Regions from separate parts of the Homo sapiens genome. Here all the other regions are linked to region 1. A link is a loop called in an ENCODE intact Hi-C map of the cell type or tissue named here. Cell type or tissue: PC-9. All regions are shown on one strand. Each heading gives the region's core, and the rest is flanking DNA. Links, peaks and the distances in the headings are about the cores only. Region 1 overlaps DLG5 (discs large MAGUK scaffold protein 5). Region 2 holds the start of DLG5 (discs large MAGUK scaffold protein 5). Region 3 has its middle 17 kb from the start of DLG5-AS1. Region 4 overlaps POLR3A (RNA polymerase III subunit A). Region 5 overlaps DLG5 (discs large MAGUK scaffold protein 5). Region 6 overlaps DLG5 (discs large MAGUK scaffold protein 5).

Region 1 (4,692 bases), core at 428-4,427:
CAAAAGCCCTAGGGTGACCCTCCATGGTGTAGGGTCCCCCCGCATCCCATGCAAGTACCTAATATGTCTAGCACTGGTCTAGGGGCTGGTGATGCCAGACAGGACAGAAAGACGCTGTGCCCTGTGGGCCTTTTATCCTAATTTGGAGGGTGTGGACACACAGATAGGCCAAATAAAGTAACTTCAGAGCAAGGTAAGAACTATCAAGAAAATAAAAAATAAAACAGAATAATGGGCTGGAGAGAGCCATCTGAGCAGCAGAGTGGAGGTCTGTGAGGGAGGCTAAGGCTGAAGAGGCTTCTTGAAGAAGGCGACTTCAGAGGCAAATGAAGAAGAGCAGCGAGAGCACACTGGGCAGAGAGGGGGGCAGGGTCAAAGGCCCAGAGGCAGGGCCTGCAGGCGTGTTCTAGAGACAGAGAGGGGCAAGGCGGAGTAGCAAGAGCCCAATGCACAGGGGGAGGTGGGTTCAAAGGGGACCTGGAGAAGTGGGTGTGGGCATGGGGGTGGCCATGGCCGCAGGCCTCACAGTGAAGACTGTCTCCTGAGTGAGACAGGAAGCTGTGGAGGGTTTTAAGCTAGACAGCATTCTACTCTAAATGACAGGCACTAAAGTTCATTTGGGGTGCTGTTATAGAGAAAAAAACAAACCAAGAAGATGAGTTAAGAGGTTGCCAGGGGGGCTGCTGGCTTTGGCTAAGCACCTCATGGGATCTGAGCCCTGGGGTGAGTCACTCCACCTCTCTGGGTTTCAGCTTCCGGATTCCTCAAATGCCCAGGCTAGACCAGGAAAGCTTGTCTGGCCCTTCCAGCTCCAACAGCCGAGGAATCACCTGGCTCATTCAGTGGCAGCCTGGTTTATCAAGCGTTTGCAGCCTAGAGAACCAGAAGCTGGGACGATGGAACACTCCCTTTGGAATTAGGGTCAGCTCTCAATAAACACGAAAAACACAAAAAGCAAAAGAGGGCTTAATTTAAAAGTCAGAATCATAGCAACAAGAAAGTAAGGTCTTCCTCTAAGACCTAAGCATTAGATTCTAGGACTGTAGACTCTTAAAGAGGAAGTCAAGGAAGAGGGAGAAATGGAGGGAAGGAGGGAAGAAGGGAAGGAAGGAAGGAAGGGGAGGAGAAAGAGAAAGAGAGAGAAAGAAAGGGAAAGGAGGGAGGGAGAGAGGGAGGGAGGATTGGTTCATTTCAGGCTCATTCTTTTTCCTTTATTTATTTTTAAAGCAGAACATTTTCTTTCAAGGGAAATCTTACTAGTACACCAAAAATACAGAACTTATTTTAAAAAGCAGTACACAGGTATCTCAGGCAGTCAAAATCTTCACTGTTTTGTAAAATGGCATCACTGTTGCAAAACAGGAATGCACACTGAGAAACAGAACCTCACTGACAGTGCCCACTCTACATCTAAAATCTTTCTTTAAAAAAAAAAAAAAAAAAAAAAAGCCCTGGCCAGGCACAGTGGCACATGCCTGTAATCCCAGCACTTTGGGAAGCCGAGGTAGGCGGATCACCTGAGGTCAGGAGTTTGAGACCAGCCTGACCAACATGGTGAAACCTTGTCTCTACTAAACATACAAAAATTAGCTGGGCGTGGTGGCGGGCACCTGTAATCCCAGCTACTCGGGAGGCTGAGGCAGGAGAATTGCTTGAACCCAGGATGCGGAGGTGGCAGTGAGCCGAGATCACGCCATGGCACTCCAGCCTGGGTGACAAGCGCGAGACTTCGTCTCAAAAAAAAGACGAAGAATGGGCTCACCATGACTATACTGGGTCAGTGAAGGACAGTCCTGACATCTGGTCAACCAACGCCTTCTACCCACATCTGGAAAGGTCCAGCATCTAAACTGGATTGCCCTGATTGGTGAGCAATACCTCAAAAATGCCAATTAAAAATTACTTCAGGCCGGGCGCAGTGGCTCACGCCTGTAATCCCAGCACTTTGGGAGGCCGAGGTGAGCAGATCACAAGATTGGAAGTTCCAGACCAGCCTGGCTAACATGGTGAAACCCTGTCTCTACTAAAAATACAAAAATTAGCCGGGTGTGGTGGCAGGCACCTGGAATCCCTGCTACTCCGGAGGCTGAGGCAGGAGAATTACTTGAACCCAGGAGGCGTAGGTTGCAGTGAGCCAAGACTGTGCCACTGCACCCCAGCCTTGGCGACAGAGAAATATTCTGTCTCAAAAAAAAAAATTACCTCAAATGTTTTACTGTCTAAACATCCCCTAAGCCAAGTGAGAACCCCATTGGCTCCAAATGAGTCTGCTTTGCTGGGGAACAAAGGAGGCTGTCATTGCCTGAGTTCCCCACAAGGTGGCAGCCGCGGGGAGACGAGCCAACGCTCTCCTGCAGCGGCTTCCCGCCTTCCCAGCTCAGAAACAAACTCATTCCAAAGGCAGCCTTGAAATGACACAAAGCCCGGTTCTGGGTGGTAGCCCGCAGAGCCCACCTCCACAAGTGCTCGGCAGAATCAGGAGTCTATACCATGGTTTGGCCTCTTTGCAGTCCCCTGAATGGCTAACCTTGAGGGGCCTGGATCCGGGCCTGTGTGACAATCCAGGGATGATTCAGGGCCGTGTGAATCAGGCTGCCAGCAAGGGCCGTGAGAGTGGGCCACGAATTCCCAGTGCGACAGGGTGGGTCACAGACCTCGAGGTCCTTTCAGCTGCTCCCCCCAGCCTTCATAACATGGTAGGATCCTCGGGTCAGAAGACCGAGAGAGAGAGATCAGGCCCCGTACTGCTTGCTTCCACCACGATGACGGCCACCCTCGGCCTGCTCCACAAGTGAAAGCTCCTTGGGATAGGGTCGTGCTCACCGGGAGCTACTCCGCCTCCCTGCAACTCCTAACCTCTGGTTCTCACTCTAGCCTTGGAGTCAAACAGAATAACCTGTTCCCACAGGGCAGCATCCAGATACTCAAAGAGGCTCGCAGGCCCCAAACACTTCTCACCCTTTCTCTACAAACAGGACTCAGTGCCAGGCCTGTACTATGTAACCAACAGCCTCTGAACAAAGCTGGGGAACCAGGTCATGGTTAACTCCGGAGAATCCAAAAAACTAAATCTATTGGTCTAGAATTTTTCCCTCTCGCCATCAGAGGATTATGTTCTTGGTAGGTATTTCCACATGCACATGCACACACGAGTGCGCACACACACACACACACCTAACTACAGTCAAATGTTTAGCTTCCCAGCAAAAGCTAATGAAGAGAGAATATTTAAATTTGGCCCAGAATTCTAAAATTAAAGTGATCACAGTTCACTGCAACCTCAACCTCCCAGGCTCAAGTGATCCTCCTGCCTCCGCCTCCCAAGTAGCTGGGACCACAGACACGCCCCACCACACCTGGCTGATTTTTTATTTTTTGTAGAGATGGGGGTCTCACTATGTTGCCCAGGCTGGTCTTGAACTCCTAGACTCAAGTGATACACCCACTTTGGCTTCCCAAAGTGCTAAGATTACAGGCGTGAGCCCTGAGCCTGGCCTGAGAGTCAACTTTTCCACTCAGGCAGGCAGCAGTCTTTAGAGATGATGTCCCTCCAGCCTGAGCACGGGACAGTTGGCCTGTGAGTTCAAGGGGCTTAGGAGAAATGGGTGGAAGTTGCACAGGGGAGGCACAAAGACAGCCACAGTCTAAGCTGTTCCCTGCAGGGAGGCCAGGAAGAGACCAACCCTCCTACCTGTACCCTACATTGGTCAGAACACTCCTCTGTGGGCTTCTCTGTAAGGGATGCCCTTCAGCAACCAGGAAACCCCTCTCCTCTCTTCCTTCCTCCAGGCCCATCAAAGGGCATTCATTCAGGATACCTGGGACAAGAAAATCAACTTTCATGAATTACAAGAGAAAGTATATTTTAAAGACAGGGGAAAGGGCAAGGAGGAGGAGAGAGAAGACTCTCGGGGCCTGAGAGGTTTCCCAAATAGATTAGCAGGACCTAGGAGAACATGTGCACTGCCCTGGTCCCAGGAATTCTACCTGTAAGGCTCAAACTTCAAAACATGTGTGCAAAAGAACACAAAGACATGTGTGTCCACTGAAACATGGTTTGTAACATGGGAAGATGTTGACCACCAAGACGCTCCACACAGAATTCGATTAACACCTGACAGACAACAAAACAAGCAAGGACCTTTTTGTATGTGCAAATTCACAGAAAATGTAAGGAAACCCATGATATATTGTAGGATTTTTTTTTAAAGCAGGTTTCAGGGAATAAAAATTAAACTATATGGGTATTAAATGTGACATTAAAAAAAAAATCTACAAGGATACACATCCATCCCAATGGTTTACACAGAGGATGGTCATTTCCACAAAGCTAGGCTGGATCTGAGTAGGTGGGTGGCTGCCCACATTGGTTGAAGATTTTTTTTCTATTTTAACTAAAGAATACACACTATTTTAGTAAAGAAAAAAGATGCAAAAACACCCTCTACTTAGATTCCCCAACCAAGCCTTGTCAGGGTCTTCTGGGCATTCTTGACACAGCCTAGAAGAATCCAAGAAGGTGCACTCGGACTGCCCAAACCCAGAGATGGGGATGCCAGGCAGAGGCCCTCCCCAGCAAAACACACATATGGACAAAACACCTGTGTGCTGCTCTCAACCATGGCGCCCCCTCCCCTAGGGCTGCCTCATTTCCTCTGAGATAAATCATGCAGAGGGCCGGGAAGCCCCACA
Region 2 (4,692 bases), core at 455-4,454, 79 kb after region 1:
CTCAGGAGTTCGAGACCATCCTAGACAACATGGAGAAATGCCATCTCTACACAATATACAAAAATTAGCTGGTGTGGTGGCATGTGCCTGTGGTCCCAGCTACTTGCGGGGCTGAGGCAGGAGGATGGCTTGAGACCAGGAGGCGGAGGCTGCAGTGAGCCGAGATTGTGCCACTGCACTCCAGCCTGGGTGACACAGTGAGACCCTGTCTCAAAAAAACAAAAGCCCCCAACACGCCACTGTTTGCTGACACACCATGTCACCCTCTTCCCCAGGGGCTTCAGGTGGCATCTTGCCATACCAAATGCTGTCCTAACTTTTTTCTTTCTTTTTTTTTGAGAAGGAGTCTTGCTCTGTCACCTAGGCTGGAATCCAAGGGCACCATGTCAACTCACTGTAACCTCCACTTCCCAGATTCAAGTGATTCTCCTGCCTCAGCCTCCCAAGTAGCTGGGACTACAGGCGCCCACAACCACGCCCAGTTAATTTTTGTATTTTTATTAGAGACGGGGTTTCACCATGTTGGCCAGGCTGGTCTCGAACTCCTGGCCTTAAGAGATCTGCCCGCCTCGGCCTCCCAAAGTGCTGGGATTACAGGCATGAGCCACCACACCCAACCAGCGTTTTTCTAATGCATTAAGTAAAATGAACTTAACTTCTCCTTGAAAAGTATTTTTCTAAGGATTTCATGACCCTCTCCAAAGTCACATAACTCTGCATTGTGGTAAAACTGGGGTCTGAAATCAATGCCCTAGGGGATAAAATCCAAACCCTAATCTCTGCCTTCCTTAGAGGTCAAGACTAGCTCCTAGAACTTCAGCCCCATGAGGCCCCACATTCTCCACCAGACACGGAAAGGGTGAGACCTAATTAATGGCAATTGATCCATCAATCAATTTTCAGAGATTAAGGCGAGCGTTGATTCACATGCTTCCCAACGCAGACTTCCAGTCTGTACTAAGTTCTGTGCTTTACGAAAGACTTTCAGAAACAGATCTTAACTTCTTCATTCAGAGATAGATTAGATAGATACATAGATACAATTAAAAAGAAAAAAATTACTTTGTTGAGATCCCCTCTGTCCTTATCCTCATGGCCACATCTGACAGTCCCTTCCTAGCATCTCCCAAAGCACTATCCCAGGAAAGGACTAGGTTTGCCCAGTAACTCTGACATGACCACAACTGGGGGGAAAGAATGCAGGTTTGAGGGACAGAGATGCAAGTCAGAAGCTCAAAGTGGAGACGGGAGGGCCACCAATGAAATGACCTGCTGTGTGGCCAGCAATTTAGTCTCTCTGTCAGTTTCCTGCAGCTACAAAAATTGAGGTTAAGATGGCCAACGTAAGAGAGCTGTTACCAGGAATGCCTTATAAAATCATTCCCTTAATAAGTGGGGCTTTTAACAGCCAAATAAATGGGTCCCATCAGCCTTTGACCTTCAGGTTGCTAAGGGCAGTTTCTCAGCCCTCTCGGTTCACTTGTTTTTCTTTTATACATATATCCTTATTTATTTTTACTGTACCTATCGATTCACTGTTAAAACAGGGACAAGACCTAGAAAGATGGCACTTTGTTTCCTGGCTCTGAACAAGTTAAATCAAACAATAGGTTATAATTCAAAATTCCTGGTGCCCAATACTTTCTGAGCATTTTAACCACTCCAAGCCAGAGTTTTCTCTCTGGCAAAGAATAACAGAAAGCTCACATAGTGGCAACGACAACTGAACGTGATAAAGCAGAGCGCCTGCCACAACAGTAGATGCCCAATAAATGCTAGTTCTCCTCCTCCCTCAGTGCCATGTCTTCTTCCTCCAGCTGCCTTGTCTAAAAAGGCTGGCTTCCACACTCCACGGCCAGGCCAGGACAAGCCTACCACTTGTCAGAAACTCCCGCCAGTATCCGTTCCTGCACCCAGACACACACTTACAAATCAGTCATCCCCAAGACCAAAGACACAGGGGTTCCAAAAGGCACCCTCAAGGGAACCAGTCACCAGCCTTCCTCGTTAAGCAGCTCTGTGCTCTCAGGGAGAGAACTTAGCCCCAGCAGCCACTACTAGGATTTTCCCATGGTGCAATGCAACTTCCCCAACTTTTCCGGGCCCAGTTTCCAAAGAAACCCAGGCAGGCGTTGTGCACAATCAGCCACCAGTCTGGGAGAGACTGGGCTCTGAGCAGAGAAAAAGGAGCTGGGACAGCCAGAAAATGAAAAAGCAGTTGTGGCCCCGGCACAGGATGGCAGCGACCAAAACTTAAGAGTAGGGGTCCTGGCCCAAGTCCCATTCTTCTGGACGGTACCCTTGGTTAAAGGCTAGCACAGGGTGCCAAAGCTAGCGGACGGTGAGGAGCCTCAGAAAAGGGACTGATGGACATCCTCCGAGGTACCCCCTACCCGCTACTGGACCTGGTGGCCCCCGGGGACCCTGTCGTCGAGGCACCTGAGAGTGAAGGCCTTCAGCGGGGGGCATTGTTCACAGCGAACGGCGGGACTGGGGGAGGCGGCGGGACTTCGGGATCCGCGCACCGCCGCCTCCCCAACTGGGCCAGAGGAGCGAGTCCACCGAGGCCATCGCCAGGTGGAGCGGCGGCCCCGGCGAGGTACCCTCGGCCAGCAGGAGGGAGAAGCGGAGGGCGCGTCCCAGAGGCGGGGGCCAAGGGTCTGCCACTCACCCGCGCCTTCGGCGGGCTGCGGCGGCCCGACGACGCCGTTCAGGTAGAGAATGGGCAGCAGGTGAGGCTGCGTCTTCTCCAGCGCCGCCCGCAGGTCCTGGAAGTGGTCCCGCTCCTTGGCCAAGAGCAGCTTGAGCAGCAGCTCCGCCTTGGCGCCTCCCGCCTCCTCGTCCAGCTGCCGCCGCTCGCCGGGACTGAGCGCTCCCGCGGCCTCGAGCAGCCCGAGCACGGCTTCCACCTCCGTCATGGCCTGGGCCAGGCTCTGCTGACACTGGGCGAGCAGCTCCCGGCGCTGGGGCTCCATGGTGGCGGGCCGCGCCGCCCCGCCCCGCCGGACGCCTCCCGGGCCCCCCGAGGCCGGCGGGCGGGCAGGCGAGCACCTCGGCAGCAGCCCTAGGGCGCCGGGAGCCGTGAGGCGGCGGGAGCCATGGGCCGGGGCCTGGGCGGGCTGGGGGCCCGGGGCGGCGGGCGGCGCTCAGCAGCGGCCGCCTCCCGGGCTCCGGAGCGCAGCCATGTTGGCTGCCGCGGCGGCGGGACTGGAAGAGGAGGAGGAGGAGACGGAGGAGGAGAAGGAGGAGGCGGAGGTGGGGACGGCGGCCGGGGCGCGCCCCGAGGCCGGGCTCCAGCCGGGCATGCTCCCCCTCCCCCTCAGCCTCCGCGCGCGCCGCCCGCCCCGCGAGAAAACTCGCCCCGAAAGCCGGGCCGCGCGCCGCCCCCAGAGCAAGACTACAACTCCCGGGAGAAAGTCGCCTGGGCCGTGTTTCCCAGGCTCCCGACAGCTCCGGCCCGGCTCGGAGGCCGCCTCGGCCCCCGTGCACCCCGGCCCGGCTCACCGGGGCCCCGCGGCCGCCACCCGCTCCCCCGTGGCCACAGCCCCGCCGCCGCCGGCCCGTCCCTCCTCTCTCCCCTCCCCAGGCCGTCCCTCCGGGAGGCGGCAGCAGGGGAGGAGGGGACGGGCGGAGGGGAGGGGTCCCCGGCCCGCCCGCTAGGCGGGGACGCGGCGCCGGCTGGTTCCCGGTCCCCCGAGGCCCAGGCGCAGCCGGGGGTGGGGGACACGGAGTCAGGCCTGGCACGCGGCCAGCCCACAAGCTGCTGGAGACCCCCTCATACAAATCTTGCCCCCAGTCCAGAGGGTCCTAATCTGAGAACTCCAAAATACAGCCTGGAGACAAATGGTGGGGAGGGTTTCCCCTAAATTTGGACATCTCCAGATTAAGACCTCCGCCGAATCCGTGAGGCTTTCCCTCTCCAAGGAGCTCCTAAGAGAATTTCCCAGTAAAATCGCCTCAACTGCGGTAAATAGGCTGTTCCCCGCGCCAGCATTTGAGAAGAGCTGGTCCCCAGAGTGTAAAGGAGTTAGGATGTTGGCAGGAGGAAGGATGTGTCGCCGGATGAGGAAAAGAAAGGTGGGTGTCTGCGGTGCAGTCCTTGGTCTTTCTGGCAAGTGAGGCGCTCTCCCCCTAAATGTCTCAGAGGGAGACAAATCAGCGGACTACCTTGCTTCCTTTGATGACTTGGAAAGGATCTGCAGTCCCCCTTAAAGCCCAAGAATGTCTTCTCTTCCACGACAGCCGTTTGTGGACACATACTGCTTACCTCCCTGACTGCAGGACAAGGTCCTTCAAAGCTGGAACTCTGACTGCGCTCAGTGATCCCGCAGTGCTCCTCTGTAGAGTGGGAACCCAGGTCCATTTCAAATATCTACGTTGGAATGAGTGGATCTCGCTGGGGGTGAGAGGCACTTTGTCTACCCACACTGCCAGTCCCAGCCACATGCCTCCTCCCTTCCCTCAAAAAGCAGTGTCTTCTTAGTCTGCTTCTTCAAGGGGAGAAGTCGTTTTTATTTATGGAAACGAACTCACTATATGGTAGAAAGAACAAGAGTATCAGAATTTGCACTTTGGACTTGGACTCCCCTCTAAGCAGCTGCACAAGGTGGAACAAACCAATAATCCTTGCTGATCTGTTTTGTCCTTAGGAAAAATGGTGGAGGGAGAATATTAGATCAGGGGTTCTTAGCC
Region 3 (4,692 bases), core at 267-4,266, 97 kb after region 1:
AGATGGTGAAATATAGTTTACACTCAGAAAAGAGCAGGACACACGTATCACCAGACAACACACGTAACACTGGAAGAGCTAGTTTTACATCCAGATTCCTGGGCTTCAACCTAGGAAAAGAGCCTGAGAAACTTTTTTTTTTTTTTTTTTTTTGAGACAAGGTCTCGCTCTGTCACTCAGGCTGGAGTGCAGTGGTGCAGTAATAGCTCACTGCAGCCTCAAATGCCTGGGCTCAAGGAATCCTCCCACTTTACCCTCCTGAGTAGCTAGGACTACAGGCACGCATCACCACATGGGGCTAATTTTTAAAAAATGTTTGTAGAGGCGGGATCTTGCTTTGTTTTCCAGGCTGGTCTCAAACCTGTGGGCTCAAGTGATCCTCTTGCCTCGGCCTCCCAAAATGCTGGGATTACAGGTGTGAGCCACTACACCAGGCCAAACCTAATTTTTTTTTTTTTTTTTTGAGACAGAGTTTTGCTCTTGTCACCCAGGCTGGAGTGCAATGGCGAGATCTCGGCTCACTGCAGCCTCCGCCCCACCCCACCCTACCCCAGGTTCAAGCAATTCTCCTGCCTCAGCCTCCTGAGTAGCTGAGATTACAGGCGGCTGTCACCACACCCAGCTAATTTTTGTATTTTTAAAATTTATTTTTAGTTTTTTGAGATGGAGTCTTGCTATGTTGCCCAGGCTGGAGTACAGTGGTGCAAACTCGGCTCACTGCAACCTCTGTCTCCCAGGTTTAAGCAATTCTACTGCCTTGGCCTCCCGAGTAGCTGGGATTACAGGTGCATGCCACCACACTGGCTAATTTTTATATTTTTAATAGAGATGGGGTTTTGCCATGTTGGCCAGGCTGGTCTGGAACTCCTGACCTCGTGATCTGCTTGCCTCGGCCTCCCAAAGTGCTGGGATTACAGGCATGAGCCACTGCGCCCGGCCATAATTTTTGTGTTTTTAGTAGAGACAGGGTTTCACCATGTTGGCCAGGCTGGTCTTGAACTCCTGATGTCAGGTGATCCACCCACCTTGGCCTCCCAAGGTGCTGGGATTATAGGCGTCAGCCACCGCTCCCGGCAAAACCTGAATTTTTAACTAGCATGCTGGGTGAATTTTATCAGGACAGTGAACCAGGACTCTCTGAAATCCCTTCCCCGGGATAGTCAACGAGGCTTTCAATTTAAACTTGCATTTGAAGCTTGCAGAGACTCACACTGACTTACCCAGGCCCTAACACACAGCAGCTGTCTCCATGGTTGCGCCAGGTAGTGAAGGATACAGGGCAGCAGGAAACGAGTCCCGGTTCTCAGGTGGATCCCGTGCTTCCACCTCTGTTAGAGCCCAGGCCCTGAGGGCATAGGGCCAAATTGCCACAGAGCTCCAGAGAAATCTGTCTCTCCCGTCCCCCACCCTAAGACTGAGCTGCTGGAGGAAAGAGGCCAGGTTTGTTTCCTTTTATTGGTTAACTCTCTTCAGTCGCCCCTTTCTCCTGCAGACACCTTGGGGACTTTTAGTAATTGTCAGCTGAATGAATAAATTAATGACAGAGGGAGACAGACGTGTTAACAGCTAACAGTAATTCAAGCAGAATGGAGTAAGTGCTAAATAGTGGTGGAATGAGTCATGAATGCTGACAGGGAAGGAAGAGGGAAAAAGGCATTCATTCTCTCCCCCTCCACTGTCAAAACAGTGCCTTCACTCTTCCTCCCTCCATCTCTCTTACAGGCACCAGAGAGCAGAAAATGTATGTGTATAGTTTCAAGAACAGTTCCAAAGCAAACACCCATATAGTCACCCCCATGTGCTGGCCCCCAGGATAAGAAATAGAACCTTGCCAGAACCTCAGAAGCCTTTCCTGGCCCCCTCCATGACATCATCATTCCCCGCCTCTTGCCCTCATCTAACTTCTAATCTGATTCTGAGGGGAATCATTTTCTTACTTTTCTTTTTTTTTTCTCCTTCTTTTTTTTTTTTTTTTTGAGACAGAGTCTTTCGCTCGGTCACCCAGGCTGGAGTGCAATGCCATGATCTTGGCTCACCGCAACCTCTGCCTCCCGGGTTCAAGGGATTCTCCTGCCTCAACTTCCCAAGTAGCTGGGATTACAGGCATGCGCCACCACACTTGGCTAATTTTGTATGTTTAGTAGAGATGGGGTTTCACCATGTTGGCCAGGCTGGTCTTGAACTCCCTGCCTCAAGTGATCCACCCACCTTGGCCTCCCAAAGTGCTGGGATTACAGGCGCGAGCCACCGTGCCTGGCTCATTTTCTTACTTTTCTTAATTTTTTTTTTTTTTTTTTTTTGAGACAGAGTCTCGCTCTGTTGCCCAGGCTGGAGTGCAGTGGCGCAATCTCGGCTCACTGCAACCTCTACCTCCTGGGTTCAAACGATCCTCCTGCCTCAGCCTCCCAAGTATCTGGGATTATAGGCACCTGCCACCACGCCCAGCTAATTTTTGTATTTTTTGTAGAGATGGACTTTCACCATGTTGGCCAGACTGCCTCTGGTCTCGAACTCCTGACCTCAAGTGATCTGCCTGCCTTGGCCTCCCAAAGTGTTGGGATTACAGGCATTACCACTGCCTCTGGCCATTTTCTTACTTTTCTTTATTGTTTGACTGTGAATGTCTATGTCACAAGACAAGACGTTGCCTTGTTTTGAATTTATGACCACACGTTTTCTTCTGTGGCTTGCTTTCCTTGTGCAATATTTTTTGGACTTTTGCCTGTGTCGATGCTTGTGGTGGTAGGTATACATTCTCACTGCTGCATGGCCGATTCTATTGTGTAAACATACCACAACTTACTTAGCCATTCTCCTGTGGATGGTCATTTGGATTGTGTCCAGTCTTTGGCAATTACTAGCAATGCTGCTGTATGTGACTCCTAATGCACACATCTATTTAATATATTTAAGAGGAAGTGCTGGGTCATGGGGTATGTGATTTTCAACTTTCCCAGCTAGTGCCTAACTGTTTTCTGAAATGCATCTGCTTCTAGACTGTCTCATTTGCAGTTCAACTTACTCAGTAGCACTAGGGTAGTCTCTCCTAACAGGTAATACCAATTGAACTCTCTTAGTTTCATCAGGGTAAGCGTTTGGGGAAAGGGGAGGATAAAAATGGTTAGGTGTGGCCGAGTGTGGTAGCTCATGCCTGTAATCCCAGCACTTTGGGAGGCCAAGGTGGGCGGATCACAAGGTCAGGAGATGGAGACCATCCTGGCTAACATGATGAAACCCTGTCTCTACTAAAACTACAGAAAAATAAGCTGAGTGTGGTGGTGTGTGCCTGTAGTCTCAGCTACTTGGGAGGCTGAGGCAGGAGAATGGCGTGAACCCAGGAGGCGGAGCTTACAGTGAGCTGAGATCACGCCACTGCACTCCAGCCTGGGTGACACAGTGAGACTCCATATCAAAAAAAAAAAAAGAAAAGGTCAGGTATGGTGGCTCACACACTAGCACTTTGGGAGGGAGGCTAAGGAAGGAGGATCACTTGAGTCCAGGAATTAGAGGCTGTAGTGAGCTATTATCATACCCCTGTATGCCAGCCTGGGCAACAGACTGAGTCCCTATCTCAATAAAAAAAAAAAGAGGAGAAGAAAAATGGTGTATAGAGACCCCCGATGGGAGTAAGCCCAAGGTTCATTGGCTACTGTGACAGTCAGTTAAATTATTTTTTTCTGGCTGGGTGCAGTGGCTCATGCCTGTAATCCTGCACTTTAGGAGGCTGAGGTGGGCAGATCAATTAAGGTCAGGAGTTTGAGACAAGCCTGACCAACATTGCAAAATCCTGTCTCTACAAAAATACAAAAATTAGCCAGGCGTGGTGGCGGGCGCCTGTAATCCCAGCTACTAGGGAGACTAAGGCAGGAGAATCACTTGAACCTAGGAGGCAAAGATTGCAGTAAGCCAAGGTCATGCCACTGCACTTCAGCCTGGGCGACAGAGCAAGACTCTGTCTCAAAAAAACAAAAACAAACACAAAAAAACCCAAAATAAAAAATTATTTTTTTCTGTGAGTAACAGAAATCCCCAAATAACAGCAGATTAAACAAAACAGAAATACATTTCTCTCCCACATAAATGAAAGTCTGAAGTCAGCTATCCAGACTGATACAGTGCTCCACGAGGTAGGTTCCTTTGCTCTTGTTCCACTGTCTCTGCAAATGGCTTGAGCTGCTTGAGCTCCAGCCATCACGTCTATATCCTAGCCAACAAGAAGGAGGAAAGACAAAAAGAAATTTTTGTCTCTTTCCTTTGAATACACTTTCAGAAAGTCACACAGGCACTGCATATATTCCAGTGGCCAGAGCTTAATCTCACAGAAAGAAAGATCTGCAAGTGATACTGGGAAATGTAGTCCTTGTTCTTGGTGGCTGTGTGCCCAGCTAAAATCCGGGAGTTTCATGATTAAGGAAGGAGGGAGAATGGATTTTGCAGGACAATGAACAATCTCTGCTATGGATATCCTTGCTCAGGAAAGCACTTCTGGGTAGGTCTGCCTAATGCCCTCACCACACACACTTACAGATACATATCTCAGAAGTCGAAATGGAGAGTAAAGTAGGTATTTAGCAATGCCATGTCTTTATTTATTTTATTTTATGTTATTTTATTTTTTGAGACAGTTTTGCTCTTGTTGCCCAGGCTGGAGTGTAATGGCGCGTTCTCCGCTCATTGCAACCTCTGCTTCCC
Region 4 (4,677 bases), core at 678-4,677, 130 kb after region 1:
CTGGCTGGAATGCCTAGAACCTCAGCAGCCACATTGAACCATGAGGAATGGTGGAGGGGTGGTGTAGCAGAAGGCTGGGAGGGGCCTGGGTCCCTCCCCGACAACTTGGTGAACTGTCGTATCAGCCTTGGAATGCCTACTGTGGACTTTTCATGTCAGAAAAGAAAATCCTATGTATTTCAGGCTTGTTGACTTGCATTTTTTGGTCACCTTGTCCTAACTGGTGACTGGTGCCTACCAGCCTTACGTTGCTATCACTGGAAGGGACCACTCAACTACCTTGAGAACACTCAAGTACCTTCCCGGACAGGGTCTGCTCCAAGATGACTGGATTTCTTTACCATCAGCTGTTGATTTATTTTTTTGAGACAGGGTCTCACTGTGTTGCCCAGGCCGGAATGCAGTGGATCTTGGCTCACTGCAGCCTCCACCTCCTGGGCTCAATTGATCCTCCCACCTCAGCTGGGACCACAGATGTGAGCCATGATGCCCAGTTAATTTTTTTGTATTTTTTGTAGAGATGGGGTTTTGCCATGTTGCCCAGGCTGCTAGGTATTGATTAAAAAAAAAAACAAAAACTGGCAAGACCTTCAGAAGGTACAAAATTAGAAAGGTACAATAGAACAGAGTGAAGCCTGGGCAACATGGTGAAACCCCATCTCTACCAAAAAAAAAAAAAAAAAAAAAGAAAGAAAAATTAGCTGGGCAATGTGCCTGTAGTCCTACTCGCTCTGGAGGCTGAGATGGGAAGGACTGCTTGAGCCTGGGAGGTGAAGAGGTTGCAGCGACCCGAGATCATCACGCCACTCTACTCCAGCCTGGGCGACAGAGCATGAACCTGTCTGGGAAAACAAACAAACAAAAAACATAGGGTCACTTCCTACCTCTGTCCTTGTCATACCCATTTTCTGTTCCATTCTTCTTCTTCTTCTTTTTTTTTTTTTTTTAACAGGGTCTCACTCTGTTACCCATACTGAAGTACAGTGGCGTGATCTTGGCTCATCACAACCTCTGCCTCCCAGGATCAAGTGATTCTCCTGCCTCAGCCTCCTGAGTAGCTGGGATTACAGGTGTGTACCACTAGTACCCGGCTAATTTTTGTATTTTTAGTAGAGACGGGGTTTCACCATGTTGGCCAGGCTGGTCTTAAACTCCTGACCTCAAATGATCCACCAGCCTCAGCCTCCCAAAGTGTTGGGATTATAGGCATGAGCCACTGTGCCCGGCCCTAATATATTCTTTTAAAGAGAGAGAAAAATGTTAAGTTCTCCCTTATGGGATACCTTCTTACATAATCTAAATACATAGCTGTTGTCAACATCCATACCTCTACAAAAAAACCTGCCTGTCTGAATTATTCTGGTCTTACTACCTGTGACTCTAAAATGAGATCACGCTTACCTTATGGCCTGCATTAAAGTGTTCAAGCCCTCAACCACACAGTGGCCACATCCATCCCCTTCCCGAACCCTTCTCCCCCCCCATGTAAAATACTTCCCACGACCTACTGATTGAGCAGACAGCTGGGTAGTCATTATGTCTAGGGAGGCTGGATCCCAAGTCCACCAAGCTCCACTTAGGGTCAAATAAAGAGAGCCAGGGGATTGGTTTTTAGTTGTGAATTCACAGACCATGTTTTTCAGTAAAAAAAAAAGTCACTGTATTAATAATTGCAAACATTTAATGTGTATTATGTGCCAGGCACTGTACTAAGACCTTTTTATGTGTAATCACGTTTAAAACTCACAATGACCCAATGAGTCAAACACTACTAAACAGTATTCCTAGCTTATAAATGAGTAAAGTGAGGCAAGGAGAGGTTAAGTAATTTGTTCATGTGCACCAGATGGAAAGGGAGAATTGACGCTGGGCATGGCGGCTCACGCCTGTAATCCCAGCACTTTGAGAGGATTGCTTGAGCCCAGGTGTTCGAGACCAGCTGGGCAACATATAGCAAGACCTGTCTCTATTTAAAATAAAAAAAAAAATTATAAAAATAAAAAAAAGAAAGGGGGAGTTGGGATTTAAATCCTGACACTGATTGTAGAACTCAGGCTCTTAACAAGATGACCCTGACCAGATGGTAAGCTCCATTCATGCAGGGACCTTCCCCAAGGGCCTAGTGCACTGCCTGGCACAGAGCAGAAGTGTAGCAAATATTAATGGATTCAAATGTTCACACGCTAACACTGCCAGTAGGTTGAGGAAAGGATGGTGGCAACGTTTCCCAGTGACTGCAGGCTTGTGTCCTCGCTCAGGGCACACTCCCCAGAATCCAAGCCTAAGGTAAGGAGGCCAAATTAGTGTCATGAGAGGCCCTGTGGGAGGGGTTGGAACCAGAGGGCTGCAGCCACAGAAGGACCTTTCTTTACCCTGGTGGGCCTGATGTGCCCACGGGAGCACAATCCCTTGATCTGCAGCTTCCACCCCAGAGTGTGCTGGACACACTTCTGCACACTGAACCTGAGCCTTTTTGCTTCACCCGCTTCTGTGGAATTCCTTTTAGATGTATTAACATCTTTTTTTTTTTTTTTTTTTTTTTTTCTGAGATGGAGTCTCGCTCTGTCTCCCAGGCTGGAGTGCAATGGTGTGATCTCGGCTCACTGCAACCTCTGTCTCCTTGGTTCAAGCAATTCTCCTACCTCAGCCTCCCCAGTAGCTGGGATTACAGGCACGTGCCACCACACCCAGCTAATTTTTCTATTTTTAGTAGAGACGGGGTTTCACCATGTTGGCCAGGCTGGTCTCCAACTCCTGACCTCAGGTGATCCACTCGCCTCGGCCTCCCAAAGTGCTGGAATTACAGGCGTGAACCACCGTGCCTGGCCAGATGTATTAACATCTGATTCACCTATTGTGTTTACTGCTGCACCCCTAATACCTAGAACAGTGCCTTGGAAGTAGCAAGCCTTAAATCTTTGTTGAATGAATAAAAGTTAAGCTATGCACCTGATCCTGGCCAGACGGCCCTTCAGACTCCAGACTTGAGTCCTTTCAGCGCCTCCTACTGGGACTGGATTAGCTGCATCTCAGAGGGCACTTTATTTCCTACATTTCTAAGTCACAGGGGTGGGGGTAACTGGGGCATTCACTGTTGACCTCCAGCACCCGAAGAGGTGAGCTCCTGACGGGGGTTGGTTCTCATTCTAGGAGTTAGAACTCATACAAGGCCAACGTCCTTTTTCACAACCCATAAGGATGATTCTGCTATAGTTTTAGGTAACGCAAATATTTCCTCTCTTGGGTTTTGGCTGAAAAATAAAGAGGTCTGCCAACAGACAGCAAAAATCAAGAAAAGTAAACATACAATGCCAGGTTCAATCAGACATGAATCAATGGGAATACACATGGATAAACCCTGAAATAGAAACACGGCACCATAGTTTAACTGACACATATATATACTGAAGGACTCCAGAATGTCTCTCCCACCCCTAAAGTGCTGAACACTGCAGGGAGCTGTAACTGAGTCAGGAGCTATTTTAATCTCCCTTGTAAAAAAGACGTAAAAATGGCAAAGAACTGGACAGAATGCTAGTCAAGAATTTGTAACTATTCATGGATGAGATGGAATTCACACGTATTTTTATTTCTTCCAAGCAGGTACAGAGACTCAAATGTAACCCTTTGAGCTCTCATGCTTGAGGATGTGCTGCTACCTGGCCTTTGAGCTCTGTGCTGGCATAAAGCCCAAGGCCTGGGCAGGGCAGATGATCAAAGTAGGGAGAATTTTAACACCAGTCATGGGACACAGTGGGGAGCACAAACAGTAGGGTTTACCAGGCAATGCTGTTGATGTTGATAGTCCTAGCAAGGCTGGCAGTTCCAGGAGGAGGACCAGCACCTCCAGGACGTATGACTTCCCCCCCTACCCATGGGTGATGTGATCCTTCACATAACCATTCTGCTCCAAGGTCTGCCTTGTTCTCAAGTGCTATACGCTGATTCGCACCCATCACAATCACACACGTCTCACACAGACTCCAGACCCTGCAGCGCCCAACTGAGTACTCACTCACGCAAGGTGAGGCTCCTTGGCGGTGCCATCTTTATTATTCCCAGCCACAAGTTATAGCCACAACCTCTCTTCCATTTAAAGTGTGCGTCACCCGCAGAAGACAACAGGTGCCGGAGTTCACTCCTATGATTCAATTCTACCCTCCCCTGGCCTTTGCACGGATCCCAGTGGTCCTGGCTCGGATCAGGCCTACAGCTTACTTCCCAGGCATGCTTCCAGGAAGGCAGTTGGGGTGGGGGGTACCCCTTTATGGCTCTTCCCAGGTTACATGAGAACTGGTGATCTCGGTGGGGTCTCAAGTAGAAGCCCTGAATTAGTGTTCATTAACAAACTTAATCCTTTGTCCTAAACCAGGCTCTAGCTCAATTCAAAGATAAAGGGGGGTTAAACATTAAGAAAAATGGCATTTTTTTTCCACATCACTGATACCCCAAGAGAAGTTAATAGGTCTACCTTGTAGATGCAGGGAAATCAAAAGGTCAAACTATAATTTTTTATAAAAACTAATTTTTTTTTACGCTTAATTTTTTTCTTTTTTTTTTTTGAGACAAGGTCTTGCTTTGTTGCCCAGGCTGGAGTGTAGTGGCACGATCTTGGCTCACTACAACCTCCACCTCCCAGGCTCAAGTGAACCTTCCACCTCAGCCTTACCAATAGCA
Region 5 (4,692 bases), core at 394-4,393, 52 kb after region 1:
CTGCAGGAAAAAAAAATAGGCATCAAAAAATTAAAAAGCCAGGCATGGTGGCTCACACCTATAATCCCAACACTTTGGGAGGCTGAGGCGGGCAGATCACCTGAGGTCAGGAGTTCAAGACCAGTCTGGCCAACATGGTGAAACCCCATCTCTACTAAAAATACAAAAATTAGCTGGATGTAGTGGTGCATGCCTGTAAACCCAGCTACTCAGGAGGCTGAGGCGGGAGAATAGCTTGAACCTGGGAGGCGAAGGTTGCAGTGAGTGGAGACTGCGCCACTGCACTCCAGCCTGGGCAACAGAGAGAGACTCCATCTCCAAAAATAAATAAATAAATAAATAAATAAATAATTTTTGCTATTTAACAATTGATTTAAAAACAAGTGAGTAATGTTGTGCTACTGCTGCCATGTTTCATGTACCCCAAAAGGGAAAATATCCTAAGAGAATCTTTCCTCTTAATAAACTAATGTTTAGGCAAACAGATAAAAATAACACTTGAAGAAAAAATCTGGTTGGCTCATGCCTGTAAGCCCAGCACTTTGGGAGACCGAGGTGGGTCAATAACCTAAGCCCAGGAGTTCAAGACCAGCCTGGGCAACATAGTGAGACCCTATTTCTACAAAGAGAGAAAGAGAAAGAGAAGGAGAGGGGGAGGGGGGAAAGGGAGAGAAGGGGAAAGGGGGAGATAGGAAAGAGACAAAAGAAAAGAGAGGAAAAAGAAAAAGATCTATCATATAATTTCTTAGTGGTAGAATTAAAGAAAAAAAAAAGGATGTGGTTCCCAAAATGAGGGCCTATACAAACACAGGAGACATGATGAAGTTTGAAAATATTCTATCCAAATATTCTGGTCCCCTTGTCTCTGTGTCACTGGAGAGTGGTAGAATTTCCAGGCAGGTTCTATCTCCTTTCCCATAGATAGCATAGCCCCTGAGGCTCCCCAGAGACCCTCCGAAGTCCTGTGATTGCCCATTCAGGAGTGTGGGACCACCAAACACTACTCAAGACCAGCATGGCTTCAAGGAAGCTTTGGCCTCAGGGTAGCTGCTGCTACCACAAGCACCTTCCTCCCAGGAGCCAGAACAGCCTTCTCCATCAGCGCAGGTGACCAAGTGGCACATGGCTCACTTGGCCACCACGCTTAGGCCAAAGCAGCCCTGCATGTCCCCATCAACCTGGCCTCCCCAAAGACCTGGATTCTGTTTCCACATCTCCACCCTCTACCACACGTGGACTCTGCAGTTCCCTGGGACTTCACTTTTCTTGGAGAAGGAGAGAGAAAAAGGGAAGCAAATCCTGAATTGCTCGTAGGATTTAAAAACCTCTCCACAGAGGGGAGCTGGGGACAAGGTAGGGGAGACAGTGCTAGCAGCACAATCTGAGGACGGGTCCCCTGCCAGCCCTCCGGGCACACAGGGAGCAAAAGGAGAGGCAGAGGCACATGGGAGCAGGGGCTGGGAGATGCTGCATGGCGCAGGCTGTGGGCTTGGCTATTAAAGCCAGAAAAGGCCTGCCTCCTCCTGCCAATAGAGTTATCTTTTAATCCGAACCCCAATGACACCACCTGGCACCAGCGCAGGAGCAGCTCCTGACGGCACACGAGTCACGCGGCTGGGCCCCGCGTCTATCCCTTCAGGTCAGGGCTTGCCCTGAGTGCTCCTGAGGAAGTGGGCCCCTGCCCCCTCCATGGCCTGGCTCCTGACAGGCCTGTGCATGCCTGAGAGGGCCAGGCAGGCGGTAAGGAAGTAGAGGAAGCTCCGTGCTGTGCAAGGTCACCAAATGCTAGATGCAAAGACCCAGAAAGGGAGGGCACTCACCCAAAGTCACCCACGCCGGGACGGGGCAGCAATCCCAGGATTCTCCTCCTACCCAGATGCGGCAAAGAGGTTTGCAGCCCAGGACAGCTGTTATCAACTAGCCAGTGCTGGAAAACAGCAGGTAGCACCCCAGACCTGCCACTCTCCACGTACTCAGACAACTCATGGCCCAATCTGAAGATGGCTTTCCTCTGAATTCTCCCACATCTGTGCCCTCCTGCAGGGCTTGGTTTCTGAGGTCCCATCCGCCTTGAAGTTGGCAAGGGCTAGGGTAGCATGTAACCTATCTCCCTAGTAAGGATGGCACTGACTCTGCTGTGGCAGCATCCAGGCCAGGCAGCCATCCAGGCCCTCCCAGACTGGGGGAGCTCAGCACCTCCAGAGGCAGCCACCTCACCACAGACCAACACACCCTGCTGCAGCGTTCTTCCTTGTGGGCAATGGAAATCTGCCAGCAGGAACTGGTAGCAGAAAACTCCCCAAAGCCTGCTCCAATTCTCCACCCCAGTACAATGGGCGTGCCCTCAGGATTCCAACAGCCAAGGGCAAAATCCCGACTCACTGGCTTGGGACTCTGGGCAAGTGACTTACTCTCTCTATGCCTCAGTTCCCTCATCTGTAAAATGAGGAGAGTAGTGGCCTTCATCTTAGAGTTGCTGGGATGAGATGATCCTTGCAACCTCCCGGGGCACACATGAGTGGTCAACAAATGCTTTCTATGGCTACACTACAATGCACAGTTCCACAGGCTCAAGGCCCAGCTTTCTGCCCCTCTCCTCATACTCATTCCACTTTCTCATGACCAGACTTGTGCTCAGCAAGTGTCCACTCCTATAGGTTCGCTCAGGGGTAGCTGGCTCACCAGGGACACATTTTAAACCCTGGCCTCTTCCTCCAAAACTTCAGCTCAGAGCCTTGGCAAGCCATCCCTGCCGCCCACTGGAGATGGCTGACGAGAAAACCAGAAAGAGACCATGAAAGAGGAAGGCTCTTCTCACTCCTCACTCATCCTTATCTTGGACCAGTATCCTCCACACAACACCAACACCCAAACATAACAGCAAATGGATATAATCTTATCAATTTCATCCTCCACAACCTTCTACGGCTCCCTCTGGCCTAAAGTCAAAAAGCCTTACCCCAGACTTTAAAAGGAAGAGATAAACACTTAGTGAACATTTGACTATGTGTCAAGTTCTCTGCTCTACAGTGTATATATATTATATCATTTAATAACTCCCTCTAAAATTCGTCTTATTGCTTGCATCTTACAGGTGAGGAAGCTGAGGCTCCAAGACACTAGGCAACTTACCTAAGCGTCACAGCTCAGAAACAGAAGCAGATTTGGAGGCCAGATCTGGGAGGCCACAAGGCTGGGTCCTTGGCACAGCCTCTACCTCCTCTCCAGGTCATCTCCTGCAACCCCTCCCTGACCCAGCCACTGTCCAGTCACCACGGTGCCCATGGTCACCTGGCACACCTGGCTGTGTCCTACATTAATGCATATCCTCACGCTTCTGCTTCTCCTGCCTGGAACGCACCTACCTATCACCTAATGAACTTCTACTCAGCCCAGAAAGCTCTGCTCTCAAGTTATCTCCTTCAGGAGACAGACCTTCACCCCGGGGCCCCCTTCCATAAGAGAAAAACGATCCCCTTTGGCTGGGCATGGTGGCTCACGCCTGTAATCCTAACACTTTGGGAGGCCAAGGCGGGTGGATCACTTGAGGTCAGGAGTTTGAGACCAGCCTGGCCAACGTGGTGAAACCCCGTCTCTACTAAAAATACAAAAATAAAGCCTGGGCACAGTGGCTCACACCTGTAATCCCAGCACTTTGGGAGGCCGAGGCAGGCATATCACGAGGTCAGGAGTTTGAGACCAGCCTGACCAACATGGTAAAACCCCATCTCTACTAAAAATATAAAAATTAGCCAGATGTGATGACATGAGCCTGTAATCCCAGCTACTCAGGAGGCTGAGGCAGGAGGATTGCTTGAACCCGGGAGGCGGAGGTTGCAGTGAGCCAAGATCGTGCTACTGTACTCCACCCTGGGTGACAGAGCGAGACTCCGTCTCAAGTAAATAAATAAATAAATAAGCAAGCAAGCAAGCCGGGCATGGTGGTGCACGCCTATAGTCCCAGCTACTTGGGAGGCTGAGGCAGGAGAATGGCTTGAACCCGGGAGGCAGAGGTTGCAGTGAGCCAAGATCGCGCCATTGCACTCCAGCCTGGGTGACAGAGTGAAACTCCATCTCAAAAAAAAAAAAAAAAAGAAAAGAGAAGAAAAAAGAAAAACAATCCCTTTCCTTGGATGTGTTTCCCAAGCGCCCACAGCAAGGCACAACTTATCAGTCCCCAAGTCAGCTGTGCTGCCGTCTGCTCCCTAATGTGGACCATTCATCCTGACTACTACAGCACAGTACGTTTACTTGAAGAAGTGAATAAATGATGTTCCTTCTGACTTACAGACCAAGAAACAGGGCCGTCAGAGCAGACTTGACCTTTACAGGGACAACTGGTAAACAGCCCATCTACAGTAGCATCCTGGAGGTTACACCTGGCAAAGAGTTACCCCTTGGCTGGGTGCACCTGAGCAAACCCATCTGGACTAACGCCGGTGTCAGGAAGTAGCACATCCACACAGTGCAGCTATGGCCCTCTGAGGAAAGACTGCTGCATCGCATCAGAAAGGCAGCATCCGTGACTTCTGCGGTCCACGCTGACGGGTGGGGAGGCACCTTGGGGCCTCCTTCCCGCACTGCAGACAATGGCTGGGAAGCCCACACCCCAGCCTCCTGGCACTCTCACTTCTAGGCACAGGATGCAGCAACCCCTGGCAAAAGCAGCTCCTCTTTGCTGACCTGGACATA
Region 6 (4,692 bases), core at 216-4,215, 65 kb after region 1:
GCCTTATCCTCTTATCTTTATAAAAGGCTTTTTTCCCTGGGACAAGAGGCCCGGTGGCCTCATTTTCCTGCCTGAACTCTGCCCTGTGACTAAGCAAGAAGAAGCCACGGCAGCCAGCACCCAGAGTTTCTGCTGTGTCACAAAAAGGAGTCATGGGTCTCCCTGCCAGCATCAGACCCATTCCCCGACTCAGCACTCAATTTAGATATCACGTCCTACGTCTACATCCAGAAAGCCCCCAGTGTGACAGATGCTCAGAACACATCTGCTGAATGAATGGACGAATGCTGTGACGAAGAGAGGTGGAGAGGTAGGCAAGGCTCAGACCACAGAAATGGTCACAGGGTGGCCTGCAGTACCGAGTAAAGGTAGTCATTATCAAAAAACTGACAAGGACTCCAGGGCTTGCCTAGCCTCTCAGCAGCTGATGGCCCTGAGCAGGCTACCAAACTCTACTGGCCGAGTGTGCCCATCTGTAAAAGATAAATATCAATTGCAGAGGCTGATAAAAGATTTTTTTCATTGATCAGGAATTAAAGGCTGTAGCTCAAGTCCAGAAACTGGGATGCTGTGTCACTTGCTCACCCTCACTGTAAAGGCTGGTGCCCACAAAGCCAGGAGAATGTCAGGAAAAACTAGCCACGGATCTGAGACTTCCCACCCAGCCTGCTCCTGGTAAAGAAGTCTTGGAAGGAACCCCAGCCTGGGAAGAGACCTGTTTCTCATTTGTAAAATAAGGAGTTTGGGCAAAGTGGTTTCTAAGATCCCTTCCAGCCATGGCATTCAACAATCATAGGCTCCTTAAGAAATGTAGGCCGGGCGTCGTGGTTCACATCTGTAATCCCAGCACTTTGGGGGGCCAAGGCAGGTGGATCACCTGAAGTCAGAGTTTGAGATCAGCCCGACCAACATGATAAAACGCCGTCTCTACTAAAAATACCAAAAATTACCTGGGTGTGATGGCACACGCCTGTAATCCCAGCTACTGGGGAGGCTGAGACACAAGAATCTCTTGAACCTGGAAGTCAGAGGTTGCAGTGAGCTGAGACTGCACCACTGCACTCTAGTCTGGAGTGCAGCCTGTGTGACAGAGCGAGATTCTGTCTGAAGGAAAAAAAAAAAAAAAAAAAAAACATAAACAGGAAAAGAAGTTCTGGTCAGATGAGAAGAAAGGTTACTTGGAATGAGAATAGAGGTTACCATGAATACTGAAAAGGCCACTATATATTTTTTTTAAGAATTAAAGTGTTTTATTGATTGATTGATTGATTGAGACAGGGTCTTACTGTCCACCCAGGTTGGAGTGCACTGGCCCAATCTCAGCTCATGCAACCTCTACCTGTCAGGTTCAAGGGATCCTCCCACCTCAGTCTCCCAAGCAACTGGGACCACAGGCATGCGCCACAGCTAATTTTTGTATTTTTTGTACAGATGGGGTCTCCCTATGTTGCTCAGGCTGGTCTCGAACTCCTGGGCTCAAGCAATCCGCCTGCCTCCCAAAGTGCTGGAATTACAGGTGTAAGCTACCACACCTAGCCAGAATTAAAGTATTTTAAAGTATTACTTCTTACGTTAAAATATGTAAATAGAATTAGATTTTGTTTCCTTTGTTTTGCTATCACCTTCCTCAATATTGGCTGGAAAGATCTTTACTACATTTGGATAGCAGATTGGCAATGGTCAAATATGTGCAGATTTAATTTGGGGACTCAGGGGTCATCTTAGAGCCAGGGAGGTACCATTCAGACAAGCAAACTGGGGTGGACTCTGAAGAAGAGGTTTGAGAGGCATGCCACATCTATAAAAATCCTGTTGGCAGGGAAAACACACCCTGGCTTGAGGTGGCCACCAGGGCAGCAGCTCTGAGTCAGAGATGGCCATCTCTAATGGCACCGCTTTCCACACGGGCAGCCCTGCAGCCCCCACGGCAGGCTGCATGTTAGCAGGAGCTTGTTTACGCATAAAAACGAACAGTTCTCTTATGCAATAGAGGGGTAAGGCAAACAAGTGATAACATTTTCTTAAAAAAAAAAAAAAACAGGCTGGGTGTGGCAACTCATGCCTGTGATCCCAACACTTTGGGAGGCTGAGGAGGGAGGATCACTTAAGGCCAGGAGTTCAAGACCAGCCTGGGCAACACAGCGAGACCCCATCTCTATGAATTTTTTTTTTTAATTAGCTCAGCATGATGGTGGGTACCTGTTGTCCTAGCTACTCAGGGAGGCTGAGGCAGGAGGATCGCCTGAGCCCAGGAGTTCAAGATTACATTGAGCTAGGATCATGCCATCAATCATGACAGCATGGGCAACAGGGTAAGACCCTGTCTCTTTAAAAAAAAAAAAAAAAAAAGGTTAATTTTTCTATTTATATCTATCTATCAATTTATTTATAGAGATGGGGTAGGGTCTCACTATGTTGCCCAGGTTGGAGTGCAGTAGCTATTCACAGGCATGACCCCACCACTGATCAGCATGAGAGTTTTAACCTGCTCCATTTCTGACCTCCTTAGGCAACCTGGTGGTCTCCTGCTCCCAGGGTCACCATATTGATGCCAAACTGGCCACCTGATTAGCATAGCACACTACAGCCCAGAACTCTTGGGCTCAAGCGATCCTCCCTCCTCAGCCTCCCAAGTAGCTAGGACTACAGGAACATGCCAGCATGCCCACAAGAATAATTTTTCAAAAAAAAAAAGTAACCACTGCTCACTGCAATTGACCTTCTGATGGGATTTTCACTCTGCTCCTCCCCACATCACTGTCCTGGTTAACAGAGAGTGGTTTTTACTCGCCACAAAGTGGCTATGTGTCTTTTTTAAAAGCACAGTTCATCCCAAGAGGAAACCTACAAAGGAAGCAGGTGAAGACAAGAGTACCCAGTGAAAACACCATCTGCAGCCTCTGGCTCCAGCAGTGGCTCACCACCCCAGCTCAGCTCACGCAAAGCAAGGTGAGGCTTTCAGGTGGTGCTTCCCTCTCCCACATGGGGAGCATCTTAAACCAAAAGCAAGCAGACCAGTGGTTTTCAAACTGGGTTCTGTGAACTGTGGAGAACCCCAGGGAAACCTGTGGAGGAGCCTCAAGAAGGCCACAAGCTCAAGGGACAAGCTCCAAGCCCATACTCCCCATCAGTGCCTCTCTCGTCTAATTTACAGATCTGGCTCTCACCTAAGAGTGCAGTTAACAAAAAAGACCTCATGGCTAAAAAAAATAAAAATAAAAAACTTAAGTCATAAAAGACATTTACACTTTGTACGTGTTATTTCATTTAATTGTTTGCATCAGCCCTCTGAGGAAACCATGGCTAAACAGTTTCAGGATTGCAAGTCGCCACCTAGAACAGTCCACTCCAGAGCTGGATAGCACCAATCATTTTTAAAAGTTCTTCCTGAAACAACCGGCCTGGGCAAGGGGAGCTGCCAGGGATTATAAAACAGACTTCAGAGACAACATCAACTAAATGCAGTGGGTGGCCCTTGCTAAAATCCTGATTTTAATAAGCCACCAATAAAATGACATCTTTGAGACAAGCAAAACTGAGCATCACCCGGGCAACTTGATAACATTAAGAAATTATTATTAATGCCTCATCTCTTAGAGACACATCTTTAAGTATTTATAAGAAAAATGACATGCTGCCTGGGATTTGGTTGGGAGAGATGGGTGATTGTTACATTATCCTCTCTGTTCTTCCACATGTGTGAATGTCTTTTTCATTTTTTACTTTTTTAGAGCTGGGGTCTGGCTCTGTCTCCCAGGCTGGAGTGCAGTGGTACACTCAGAGCTCACTGCAACCTCAAACTCTTGGGCTCAACCAATCCTCCCGCCTCAGCCTCCCGAATAGCTGGGGATACAGGCAGTGTCCCCTTGCTCAGCTAATTTTTTTTTATTTTTGTAGACATGGGGTTTTGCCGTGTTGCCCAGGCTGGTCTCAAACTCCTGGGCTCAAGGAATCCTCCTGTCTCGACCTCCTAAAGCGCTGGGATTACAGGTATAAGCCACCATGCCTGGCTCTTGAAAGTCTTTAATAGAATTTTAAAAGGAAGAAAGACAGGGAGGGAGAATGGTTCTTCCTTAAAATGAACTCAATTCTACCTCCAAGTACCTTCTGGCAATCAGACCATGTTCAGCTTTCTGGGATCAAAGAGAATCAGGTCTTATCACATACCCTGCACCATCTGAAAATGAGCAGCATCTAAGTCCCTCTAAGTATCCTTTCCTCAAAAACAAGCTCTTCAAGGTCCTTTTGGAACTGAACTCACAGGTCACAGCAATGCCCTCCTTAAAAATGTGGGCTTCAGGACCAAAGAATTGTGAAGGTGTCTTTTGAGCAGCCCAGAGAAGCATGGGCCTCCTCGTCCACTGCAGGCCTCTGCCTTGGGCATCTCCCATTTGAACTCCAAGTATGGCCTATGCCCTGGGATGCCTCCTGATTCCATGCACAGGCTGGGAGCTTGTTCTCTACTCAGGGACAAGCTACCCCCAGTAGCTCCAGAGGCGGCAGCAGCAGCTTGCTCCTGTCTCACCTAAATCATCTCCACCCTCACCAAAGCCCTGGGTGAATATTATTAGCCCCTCTTCTACAGATGGGGAAGAGAAAGCAGGCCCAGGAGGTTAAGCGACTTGAAGTCACACAGCTTAGGAGTAAAGAGCTAAGATTTAAGCCCCAGTCTGTGGGGGTCCCCAAGAGTGG

Evidence for each region. Hi-C counts contacts between places; a loop is a spot of excess contacts. Peaks named below come from ENCODE experiments on the same cell type or tissue, not always from the same donor. Only the 100,000 strongest peaks of a DNase experiment are listed, where the experiment ranks them.
Region 2: it touches region 1 in a loop (7-fold over the local background); 52 of 110 quality-filtered maps call a loop at or near these places.
Region 3: it touches region 1 in a loop (8-fold over the local background); 3 of 110 quality-filtered maps call a loop at or near these places.
Region 4: a loop joins it to region 1, with 7 times the contacts of the local background. A loop is called at or near these places in 71 of 110 quality-filtered maps.
Region 5: it touches region 1 in a loop (3-fold over the local background); 12 of 110 quality-filtered maps call a loop at or near these places.
Region 6: a loop joins it to region 1, with 2.8 times the contacts of the local background. A loop is called at or near these places in 52 of 110 quality-filtered maps.

The regions. Positions count from the first base shown.
Region 1 is chr10:77,844,510-77,849,201 of GRCh38, forward strand. All of the region lies in intron 5 of DLG5 (discs large MAGUK scaffold protein 5), which reads right to left. Among named protein-coding and RNA genes, the nearest start is that of DLG5, 80 kb to the right of the region's middle. In PC-9, for the core only: CTCF peaks have their summits at 2,294 (motif pointing right) and 2,495; DNase peaks (open chromatin) are centred at 772 and 2,272; H3K27ac peaks cover 1,350 bases.
Region 2 is chr10:77,923,546-77,928,237 of GRCh38, forward strand. It overlaps DLG5 (discs large MAGUK scaffold protein 5), which reads right to left and starts at 3,210. Exons shown (of 32, transcript NM_004747.4): 1 at 2,672-3,210. The coding sequence starts at 2,975. DLG5-AS1 (DLG5 antisense RNA 1) reads left to right here and starts at 3,267. Exons shown (of 1, transcript NR_024585.1): 1 at 3,267-4,692. In PC-9, for the core only: no CTCF peak of the experiment used is centred there; a DNase peak (open chromatin) is centred at 2,786; H3K4me3 peaks cover 2,999 bases.
Region 3 is chr10:77,941,941-77,946,632 of GRCh38, forward strand. No RefSeq gene overlaps it. Among named protein-coding and RNA genes, the nearest start is that of DLG5-AS1, 17 kb to the left of the region's middle. In PC-9, for the core only: no CTCF peak of the experiment used is centred there; DNase peaks (open chromatin) are centred at 1,591 and 2,751; H3K27ac peaks cover 3,214 bases.
Region 4 is chr10:77,971,586-77,976,262 of GRCh38, forward strand. POLR3A (RNA polymerase III subunit A) reads right to left here. Exons shown (of 31, transcript NM_007055.4): 31 at 3,564-4,677. Among named protein-coding and RNA genes, the nearest start is that of DLG5-AS1, 47 kb to the left of the region's middle. RefSeq lists an enhancer at 1-33. In PC-9, for the core only: a CTCF peak has its summit at 3,035 (motif pointing left); no DNase peak of the experiment used is centred there.
Region 5 is chr10:77,897,038-77,901,729 of GRCh38, forward strand. All of the region lies in intron 1 of DLG5 (discs large MAGUK scaffold protein 5), which reads right to left. It overlaps LOC101929347 (a long non-coding RNA gene), which reads left to right. Exons shown (of 5, transcript XR_007062208.1): 5 at 3,095-3,169. Among named protein-coding and RNA genes, the nearest start is that of DLG5, 27 kb to the right of the region's middle. RefSeq lists enhancers at 4,120-4,647, 4,648-4,692. In PC-9, for the core only: no CTCF peak of the experiment used is centred there; a DNase peak (open chromatin) is centred at 2,284.
Region 6 is chr10:77,909,877-77,914,568 of GRCh38, forward strand. All of the region lies in intron 1 of DLG5 (discs large MAGUK scaffold protein 5), which reads right to left. It also overlaps the pseudogene RN7SL284P. Among named protein-coding and RNA genes, the nearest start is that of DLG5, 15 kb to the right of the region's middle. RefSeq lists enhancers at 19-163, 64-208 and cis regulatory regions at 86-96, 131-141. In PC-9, for the core only: a CTCF peak has its summit at 1,783; a DNase peak (open chromatin) is centred at 1,915; H3K27ac peaks cover 1,579 bases.